Linked DNA regions of Homo sapiens: region 2 is linked to region 1. A link is an interaction called in ENCODE POLR2A ChIA-PET data of the cell type or tissue named here. Cell type or tissue: Panc1. All regions are shown on one strand. Links, peaks and the distances in the headings refer to the core of each region. The heading gives the core; the rest is flanking DNA. Region 1 has its middle 16 kb from the start of ING1. Region 2 overlaps ARHGEF7 (Rho guanine nucleotide exchange factor 7).

Region 1 (5,378 bases), core at 157-5,156:
TGAGACCAGCCTGGCCAACATGGCGAAACCCTGTTTCTACTAAAAAAAAAAAATACTAAATTTAGCAGGGCATGGTGGCAGGCAACCATAGTCCCAGCTACTTGGGAGGCTGAGGCAAGGGAATTGCTTGAACCTGGGAGGTGGAGGTTGCAGTGAGCCAAGGTTGTGCCACTGCACTCCAGCCTGGGTGACAGAGCGAGACTCTGTCTCAAATAATAATAATAATAAAATATACAATATGGATATATTATATATGTATGTACTATATATGTAATATTTTAATTATAAATATAATGTATTACATAACTATGTATAAATGTTTTTTCTCAAGACAGGAAAAATTCTATTTGGTTAATATCCAATGACAGCAAAGGTAAGGAGAAGTAAGTACTCACAGATGCTGGTGGGATATATCTTAAAGTAGATAACATAGAAATCTTAGAGGCCTTCCTGGAACTGGGCTTAATCAGATGTCAGCATGGTGGATTAGCATGTAAGAATGGAGTTGCCTTAGCCTCTACAGATGGTGTGAAAACCTTTTTTGCTAAAATTTTATTTCTGTGTATCAATCATAGAGAAATATTCATATGCAGGATGAAAACAATACACAGATATTTATCTCGGAATGGTTTGCCATAAAGAAAAATTTGAAACACTCTAATCATTGATCATTAAAGGAATGTTTCAATTATAGCATATCCATAGGACATAATTGTTTGTGATAGTTAATAACATGTCAATTAATTTTTATGTATTGATATGGAATGACCAACAGGGCAAAGTATTACACAGGGGAAAAAAATTGCTTATTGCAAATCAATACATAGGGTATGATCGCATTTCTGTAAAAGAAAAAGTAAAGCAAAACTGTATCTTTACATAGGTATTGTTCTGGTTATCTACTGCAATATAACAATTCACCCCACAGTGTAATGGCTTAACACAGTGACATTTAATTTGCTCATGAATCTGCCATTTGGGCAGGGCTGGGAAGGGACAGTTTGTTTCTGCTCCACTGGGTGTCAGCTGGAAGCTGGGGCTGGTAGCGCCTTCAAGCGATCTTGCCCATGTATCTGATGGTTGGCACTAGCTACCAGTTGGGACCTCAGCTGAAGAAATGGCTGGAACACCTGTGTGCAGCCCTTCCAGGAGGCAGACTCCCAAGTGTGAGCATCCACAGACAGGAAGGGATCAGTCAGAAACTGTGATTGTTGCGCTGCCTTGGAAGTCTCATGGTGTCACGTCCCATGCATTCTCCACGTTAACCCAGGCATACAGGCTCCTCTGCAGTTAAGGGAGGGAAACCAGGCTCCACTCGGATGGGAGGAGTGTGAGGTTTGTGCACATTTCAAAACCACCCTAAAAGTGTGTGTATCATCTCATAGAAAAAGAGCTGTGGGCTGGTCATGGTGGCTCAAGCCTGCAATCCCAGCATTTTGGGAGGCCAAGGCGGGCAGATCGCCTGAGGTCAGGAGTTCGAGACCAGACTGGCCAATATGGTGAAACCCCGTTTCTACTAAAAATACAAAAATTAGACAGGCGTGGTGGTGCACACCCATAATCCCAGCTACTAAGGAGGCTGAGGGAGTAGAAGTGCTTGAACCTGGGAGGTGGAGGTTGCAGCGAGCCGAGATCCAGCCTGGGCAACAGAGTGAGACTCTGCCTCAAAAAAAAAAAAAAAAAAAAAAAAAAAAAGAAAGAAAGAAAGAAAAAAGAAAAAGAGCTGGAGAGATAGATGCCCACCAACCGCTGATGACTGTTGACTTGGGGAAGTTGGGAGGATTGGGAAATAGAGGTGGTGGGTGAATTGGTTAGTATGCAAACCCAGCTTGAACTAGCTTAAGAACAAAAGGATTTATTGACCTCCATAACTGACAGTTCCAGGGTTCATGTGGCTTCAGGGGTTTCAACAATGCCATCAGGACACTGTATTTCTCTCCATTTTCCAGGCTGACTCTCTGTGTGCTGGGTAAGATACCACCAGGTGTCCAGGCATACATCCTCATGGTTTAGCAGCAACAATGAAAAGACAAAAGGTATTTTTGCTGGTGGCTCCAGAAGAAAAGTCCCAGGAAAGATAGGTAGTGATGGATGTGGGGTACCTGCCCATTCATACCCTGGTCACTGTGGCCAGCAGGGTGGGGCACCTTAATGGACAGACCTTGGTCACATGCCTACCTCTTCAGCAACTGCTTGCCATTTTTGCTCTGATTTCTTTTGTGTTGACACACGGAGAATTCTCTTGTGTTTCCTCTTGGGTATGTATTTAAAACCTTTCCCTTCCCCCATATTTCATACAAAATTTGTATGTGTTTAGGGACTAGCCTAGTCCACCATGTTGAAACGATGCTCTTCATGGCTTCTATAAGATTGAGCAGACCAGCCTGGGCAACATGGTAAAACACTGTCCCTCCAGAAAATACAAAAAACTAATTAGCTTGGCAGGGTGGCGCACGCCTGTGGTCCCAGCTACCAGGGAAGCTGAGGTGAGAGGATCATCTGAGCCTGGGAAGTGGAAGCTGCAGTGAGCCAAAATCTTGCCACTGTTCCATAGCTTGGGCGACAGAGCGAGACCCTGTCTCCAAAAAAGAAAAAAAAGATTGATAGTACCAACTGACTTCCTGCTGTCTGGTTGATAGCCATTAGTTTCCAGATCTTTGTTTCTAGGTTTGACCCTCTGCTTTCCCTGCACTAGAGGAATGTTGGCCTGGCACCCTATAAAAAGATTTCAAGTCGCCCCATCATTGAAGAGAGGAACACAACGCCTTTGGTAATAGAACAATATTTTATCCCATGAACACACTGCAGTGACATAATTTCACAGTAAAGCCAGAAATGTCATTCATTAGCTTCTCCCCTATGCTGGATATTAAGAATATAAATAAAACTGTCATAAGAGTCATTCTACAAAATAACATTATAGAAATATAAGAGGAAATAAAATTAGTAAATCTGTCCATGTATTTTGGTTCCTCAAGAAACAGTATTCCTGGTATTATTAAATTTGTTCTTCTATGGTCTATTTATGTCTTATATTTTTCAAAATTTAGGTTGCACTGCATCCTCAGTGGCAGGAGTTGTAACCTCATGTAAGATCTGCCTCACACCAGTGTCCTGTGAGAGCTTATCACAGTCCTCCCGTGCTGCTTTCCTTTGACCTTTCTAGATCATTCCTGAAGTATGGAGCCACATGCAGTAAGCCTCACAAGCTGTTTCCTAATTGTCCTCACACATTCTATTCCCATTCCTCCCCTGCAGTGCAATCTAGCTGTTACTTCTGTAGACTGGGTTCTTAGCTGCTCATCTTTTTATTCTCCACATCCGACTTGGCACTTTCTAAAGAATTAACGTCTTGACTGGGCGCAGTGGCTCACACCTGTAATCCCAGCACTTTGGGAGGCTGAGGTGGGTGGATCACCTGAGGTCAGGAGTTCGAGGCCAACTTGACCAACATGGCAAAACGCCGTCTCTACTAAAAATACAAAAATTAGCCAGGCGGGTGGCTGTAATTACACGTGGCGGGTGCCTGTAACCCAGCTACTCAGGAGGCTAAGACATGAGAATCGTTTGAACCCAGGAGGCGGAGGTTGCAGTGAGCTGAGATCGTGCCATTGCACTCCAGCCTGGGAGACAGAGCAAGACTCCATCTCAAAAAAAAAAAAAAAGAAAGAAAAAAAAAAGAATTAAACTTCTTGGTCGAGTGTAGTTTTCAAAATTTGCAAAGTGAAATGGTTCTTACCAGCCTTCCAAGATGCCAAGGAAGGTCATCCTTGTATATCTTGACTTTCAACTACCTCATATTATTGAAGATCTTTGTGTCATAAAAGTATTTCATTGTTAGTTGACTTCTAATTTCTCATGTTTATGGAACAGATTGATGGTGCAAAGAGTCATAAATATTTTGAAAATTGTGTATATTGGCCATGGAAAACTATAATTTCCCCTCTTCCATCTAACTTTTACTTACTTTAAAATACAAAAATTAATTTCCATTCCCTGAACACATCCCAATTAAAGGGAAAAGAATTAAGCCAGAGCCAGTAGCTGTCAGGGTGGCACAAGCGTCTATTCAAACACAGCACCTATCAGGGCAAGTGTTTGTTTTTGGTTTTGGTTTTGTTTTTGAGACGGAGACTCGCTCTGTCGCCCAGGTTGGAGTGCAGTGGCATGATCTCGACTCACTGCAACCTCTGACTCCCGGGTTCAAGTGATTCTCCTGCCTCAGCCTCCCGAGTAGCTGGGACTACAGGCAAGTGCCACCACGCCTGGCTAATTTTTTGTATTTTTAGTAGAAACGGGGTTTCACCATGTCGGCCAGGATGGTCTCAACCTTCTGACCTTGTGATCCACCCGGCTCAGCCTCCCTAAATGCTGGGATTACAGGCTTGAGCCACCACACCTGGCCGGGGAAGTGTTTTTAAAATGGAAAGATTTGCTCTAACATAGCACCTGACTGTCCACAACAGACTCCAGCAGCTCAGTGTCCACCACACCATCTACCCCTTGGCCACGGTGAGCCTCGTGGATGGGTCTCCACCTGGTCCGCACTGTGTCTGAACACATCTGTGCTGCAGAGAAAAATCCTTGCTGCGGTGTCCTCATTGCTCTTCCGATTCCTGAATTTTCTGACACTTCTCTTATCTTTCCTGTCTTTGCTTGAGACATAGTCAATTATTGTTACTTGCAACCAAAAGATGCTCAAATAATAGAGAAAATAAGTATTTATCTAACAATTTCTTATGTTAAATAAACACTTTGGGAGACAGCAAACTGTTTCCAGGCATCTTTGTAAATGGATACATTGTTAAACTCTGTGATTGATCATTACATTTGTTTTTATAAAATTTTATAATAAAAATTTTATAATAAAAATAAAATTTATTAAATGTAATAAAAATATTACATTAATGTCTCAAATATTACATGTCTCAAATATGTAATGACATTACATGTCATTACATGTCTCGTTACATTACATGACATTACATGTCTCATTACATTAATGTCTCAAATATTAATCATTTAGAAATATTGCATTTCCAATGGCATACAGATTTATCCAAAAATATTCCCTTCACACAAATCAAACTGAAATTCCCTTTTAGGTGTGTTTTTAGAACTGGTTTCCAAGTTAGAAAAGAAAATGTTTCATGTTTAAATGTCAATTCTTGGATTCAGGCTTTACTCTACACGTCTTTATTAAAGGCCTATGGCTTAACACGAGAGACCCACGGTTCCTAACGTCCACATAAATGAGAACAGGTGCACCCATGAAACAGCATGGCTGATGAAGCGGGGGAGTGGCTCTGGCCTGGAGTAACAGCACTTCATCCTGCCGGCAGCCCCACCACCAACTCACGGAGTGCCTTTGAGGAAGT
Region 2 (5,378 bases), core at 170-5,169, 470 kb before region 1:
TCATTCACTCCCCCTGCCCTTCGAGGAGGAGTCTACATCCAGCCCAGTGATGCCCATCAGCTTCCTACAGGCAGGGGCAGGCCTGGCCACATGACTTTCTCTGACCAATGAGATATTGAGAGGTGAAGCCAGCTGGGCTTCTGGGTCGGGTGGGGACCTGCAGAACTTTTCTGTCTAGCTAAAGGATTGTAAACACACCCATCAGCACTATGTGTCTAGCTAAAGGTTTGTAAACGCACCTATCAGCACTCTGTAAAAACGAACCAATCAGCACTCCGTGTCCAGCTAAAGGTTTGTAAACACACCAATCAGCACTCTGTAAAAATGCACCAATCAGAGCTCTGTGTCTAGCTAAAGGTTTGTAAATGCACCAATCAGCACTCTGTAAAAATGGACCAATCAGCAGGACGTGGGCAGGGCCAAATAAGGGAATAAAAGCTGGCCACCCAAGCCAGCAGCAGCAACCCACTCAGGTCCCCTTCCACACTGTGGAAGCTTTGTTCTTTTGCTCTTCACAATAAATCTTGCTGCTGCTCACTCTTTGGGTCCACACTACCTTTATGAGCTGTAACACTCACCGCAAGGGTCTGCAGCTTCGTTCCTGAAGTCAGCAAGACCACGAACCCACCAGGAGGAACAAAAAACTCCGGACACACCACCTTTAAGAGCTGTAACACCCACTGCGAAGGTCTGTAGCTTCACTCCTGAAGTCAGCGAGACCACAAACCCACCGGAAGGAAGAAACTCTGGACACATCTGAAGGAATGGACACATCTGAAGGAACAAACTCCGGACACACCATCTTTAAGAACTGTAACACTCACCGCGAGTGTCCACGGCTTCATTCTTGAAGTCAGCGAGACCAAGAACCCACCAGAAGGAACCAATTCTGGACACATTTTGGCGACCCAGATGGGACTATCGCCAAGCAGTGAGTATCATCGGACCCCTTTTGCTTGCTATTCTGTCCTATTTTTCCGTAGAATTCGGGGGCTAAATACCAGGCACCTGTCGGCCAGTTAAAAGCAACTAGCACAGCCACCGGACTAAAGACACGCGTGTCAGGCTTTCTGGGAAAGGGCTAACAACCCCCGACTCTTCAGAGTTGGGAGCGGTGGTTTGCCTGGTACCAGCTTCCACTTCTCCTGTACTTCCAGGCTGAGCCAACGGTCAACAGAGAGGAAAGCCATTCAACTCCGGGGTCCCAACAACAAGCTGGTTGACCCTGTGGCCATGAGCGGAACTCTCAAAGTTATGTCGCCCAAGTGAGACTCGCCCATCTATCCTATCCATCCTGACCCTTGCCTCCTGGGTCCTAATGCCTGTCAGACAAACGTCCTCTCACCTCTCTTCTCTGAGGCTAGTCCTGCTTCTAAAAACCACTCCCTGTCTCTAGTTCTTTTCTAGTTTCAGGACTCTGTTCCCTTCTTTAGGCACCCGGGCCCGCCAATCAGAAAGACATAATTTTTGCCCAAAGCCCTGTCATAGGGGGTACTATCTGGAATTTTAGCACCCCTACTCAGACAAGCAGGCCTAACAAAAGCTATTCCTGAAGCTAGGATATGGGGAGCCTCAGAAATTGTATCCTTCCTATTCATATAAGTGAGGACAAAAGGCATCACTCTTCCAACCCTGGAGATCCCTTCTCTCCCTCAGGGTATGGCCCTCCACTTCATTTTGGGGGCATAACATCTTTATAGGACACAAGTAAAGTCCCAATACTAACAGGAGAACGCTTAGGACTCTTAACAGGTTTTCAAGAATGCGTCAGTAAGGGTCATTAAATCTGATTTTTCTCAGTCCTCTTTGTGGTCTAGGAGGACAGGCAAGGTGCAGGTTTTACGAGAATGCGTCGGTAAGGGCCACTAAATCCAACCTTCCTCAGTCCTCCTTGTGGTCTAGGAGGGAAACTAGTGTTTCTGCTGCTGTGTCAGTGAGCGCAACTGTTCCGATCAGCAGGGTCCAGGGTTCTTGGGCAAGAGGTGTTTCTGCTGCTGCGTCGGCGAGCACAACTATTCCCATCAGCAGGGTCCAGGGTTCTTGGGCAAGAGGTGTTTCTGCTGCTGCGTCGGTGAGCGCAACTATTCCGATCAGCAGGGTCCAGGGACCATTATAGGTTCTTGGGCAGGGGGAGAAAAACAAACCAAAACTGCAGGTGGTTTTGTCTTTCAGATGGGAAACACTCAGGCATCAACATGCTCACCCTTGAAATGCATCCTAAGCCATTCGGACCAATTTGACCCAGAAACCCTGAAAAAGAGGCAGCTTATTTTTTTCTGCACTATGGCTTGGCCCCAGTATTCTCTCTCTGATGGGTAAAAATGGCCACCTGAGGGAAGTATAAATTACAATACTATCCTGCAGCTTGACCTTTTCTGTAAGAGGGAAGGCAAATGGATTGAAATACCTTATGTCCAGCTTTCTTTTCATTGAAGGAGAATATGCAAAGCTTGCAATTTATGTCCCACAGGAGGACCTCTCAGCTTACCCCCATATCCTAGCCTCCCTATAGCTCCCCTTCCTATTAATGATAAGCCTCCTCTAATCTCCCCTGCCCAGAAGGAAATAAGCAAAGAAATCTCCAAGGGACCACAAAAACCCCCGGGCTATCGGTTATGTCCCCTTCAAGCTGTAGGGGGAGAGGAATTTGGCCCAAGCTGGGTACATGTCCCCTTCTCCCTCTCTGATTTAAAGCAGATCCAGGCAGACCTGGGGAAGTTTTCAGATGATCCTGATAGATTTCCTACAGGGTCTAGGGCAAACCTTCGATCTCACTTGGAGAGATGTCATGCTATTGTTAGATCAAACCCTAGTCTTTAATGAAAAGAATGCAGCTTTAGCTGCAGCCCGAGAGTTTGGTGATACCTGGTATCTTAGTCAAGTAAATGACAGAATGACAGCCGAAGAAAGGGACAAATTCCCTACCGGTCAGCAAGTCGTCCCCAGTATGGATCCCCACTGGGACTCAACTCAGATCATGGGGACTGGAGTCATAAACATCTGTTGACCTGTGTTCTAGAAGGACTAAGGAGAGTTAGGAAAAAGCCCATTAATTATTCAATGATGTCTAGCATAACTCAGGGAAAGGAAGAAAATCCTTCTGCCTTCCTCGACTGGCTACAGGAGGCCTTAAGAAAATACTCTACCCTGTCACCCGACTCCCTAGAGGGTCAATTGATCCTAAAAGATAAGTTTATTACCCAATCAGCCGCAGATATCAGGAGAAAGCTCCAAAAGCAAGCCCTGGGCCCTGAACAAAATCTGGAGGCATTACTAAACCTGGCAACCTCAGTGTTCTATAATAGGGACCAAGAGGAATAGGCCCAAAAGGAAAAGCGAGATCAGAGAAAGGCAGCAGCCTTAGTCATGGCCCTCAGACAGACAAACCTTGGTGGTTCAGAGAAGACAGAAAATGGAAAAGGCCAATCACCCAGTAGGGCTTGTTATCAGTGTGGTTTACAAGGACACTTTAAAAAAGACTGTCCAACGAGAAGCCACCCCCTCATCCATGTCCGCTATGCCGAGGCAATCACTGGAAGGCGCACTGCCCCAGAGTGCAATGGTTCTCTGGGCCAGAAGCCCCCAACCAGATGATCCAACAACAGGACTGACGGTGCCCAGAGCAAGCGCCAGCTCTTGTCATCACCCTCACTGAGCCCCGTGTACATTTAACCATTGAGGGCCAGGAAATTGACTTCCTCTTGGACACTGGCGAGGCCTTCTCAGTGTTAATCTCCAGTCCTGGACGACTATCCTCAAGGTCTGTTACCATCCGAGGAATCCTGGGGCAGCCTGTAACCAGGTATTTCTCCCACCTCCTCAGTTGTAATTGGAAGACTTTGCTCTTTTCACTTGCCTTTCTTGTTATGCCTGAAAGTCCCACACCCTTATTAGGGAGGGATATATTAGCCAAAGCTGGAGCTATTATCTACACGAATATGGGGAACAAGTTACCCATTTGTTGTCCCCTACTTGAGGAGGGAATCAACCCTGAAGTCTGGGCATTGGAAAGACAATCTGGAAGGGCAAAAAATGCCCACCCAGTCCAAATCAGGCTAAAAGATCCCACCACTTTTCCTTATCAGAGGCAATATCCCTTAAGGCCTGAAGCTCATAAAGTATTACAGGATATTGTTAAACATTTGAAAGCTCAAGGCTTAGTAAGGAAATGCAGCAGTCCCTGCAACACCCCAATTCTAGGGGTACAAAAACCCAATCGTCAGTGGAGACTAGTGCAAGACCTTAGACTCATCAATGAGGCAGTAATTCCTCTATATCCAGTTGTACCCAACCCCTATACCCTGCTCTCTCAAATACCAGAGGAAGCAGAATGATTCACTATTCTGGACCTCAAGGATGCCGCCTTCTGTATTCCCCTGCACTGACTCACAGTTTCTCTTTGCCTTTGAGGATCCCACAGACCACACATCCCAACTTACATGGACAGTCTTGGCCCAAGGGTTTAGGGATAGCCCTCACCTGTTTGGTCAGGCATTGGCCCAAGATCTAGGCCACTTCTCAAGTCCAGGCACTCTGGTCCTTCAGCATGTGGATGATTTACTTTGGGCTACCAGTTCAGAAGCCTCATGTCAGTGGGCTACTCTAGATCTCCTGAACTTTCTAGCTGATCAAGGGAACAAGGCATCTAGGTTGAAGGCCCAGCTTTGCCTATAGCAGGTCAAATATCTAGGCCTAATCTTAGCCAGACGGACCAGGGCCCTCAGAAAGGAATGAGTACGGCCTATACTGGCTTATCCTCACCCTAAGACATTAAAACAGTTGCAGGGGTTCCTTGGAATCACTGGGTTTTGCCAACTATGGACTGCCGGATACAGCGAGATAGCCAGGCCCCTCCATACTCTAATCAAGGAGACCCAGAGGGCAAATATTCATCTAGTAGAATGGGAACCAGGGACAGAAACAGCCTTCAAAACCTTAAAAAGCAGAACCTAGTACAAGCTCCAGATTTAAGCCTTCCCACAGGACAAAACTTCTCTTTATATATCAGAGAGAGAGCAGGAATAGCTCTTGGAGTCCTTACTCAGACTCGTGGGACAACCCCACAACCGGTGGCATACCTAACTAAGGAAATCGATGTAGTAGCAAAAGGCTGGCCTCACTGTTTAAGGGTAGTTGCGGCGGTGGCCGTCTTAGCGTCAGAGGCTATCAAAATAACACAAGGAAAGGATCTCACTGTCTGGACTACTCATGATGTAAATGGCATACTAGGTGCCAAAGGAAGTTTATGGCTATCAGACAACCGCCTACTCAGATACCAGGCACTACTCCTTGAGGGACCAGTGCTTCAAATATGTACATGCGTGGCCCTCAACCCTGCCACTTTTCTCCCAGAGGATGGCGAACCAATCGAGCATGAC

The links. Peaks named below come from ENCODE experiments on the same cell type or tissue, not always from the same donor. Only the 100,000 strongest peaks of a DNase experiment are listed, where the experiment ranks them.
Region 2: POLR2A ChIA-PET joins it to region 1 with 14 read pairs; 7 of 35 experiments call an interaction of 5 or more read pairs at or near these places.

What each region holds. Positions count from the first base shown.
Region 1 is chr13:110,726,884-110,732,261 of GRCh38, reverse strand. No RefSeq gene overlaps it. Among named protein-coding and RNA genes, the nearest start is that of ING1, 16 kb to the right of the region's middle. In Panc1, for the core only: no CTCF peak of the experiment used is centred there; no DNase peak of the experiment used is centred there; H3K4me3 peaks cover 689 bases; H3K27ac peaks cover 900 bases.
Region 2 is chr13:111,193,851-111,199,228 of GRCh38, reverse strand. All of the region lies in intron 2 of ARHGEF7 (Rho guanine nucleotide exchange factor 7), which reads right to left. Among named protein-coding and RNA genes, the nearest start is that of ARHGEF7-AS1, 48 kb to the right of the region's middle. RefSeq lists a silencer at 998-1,203. In Panc1, for the core only: no CTCF peak of the experiment used is centred there; no DNase peak of the experiment used is centred there.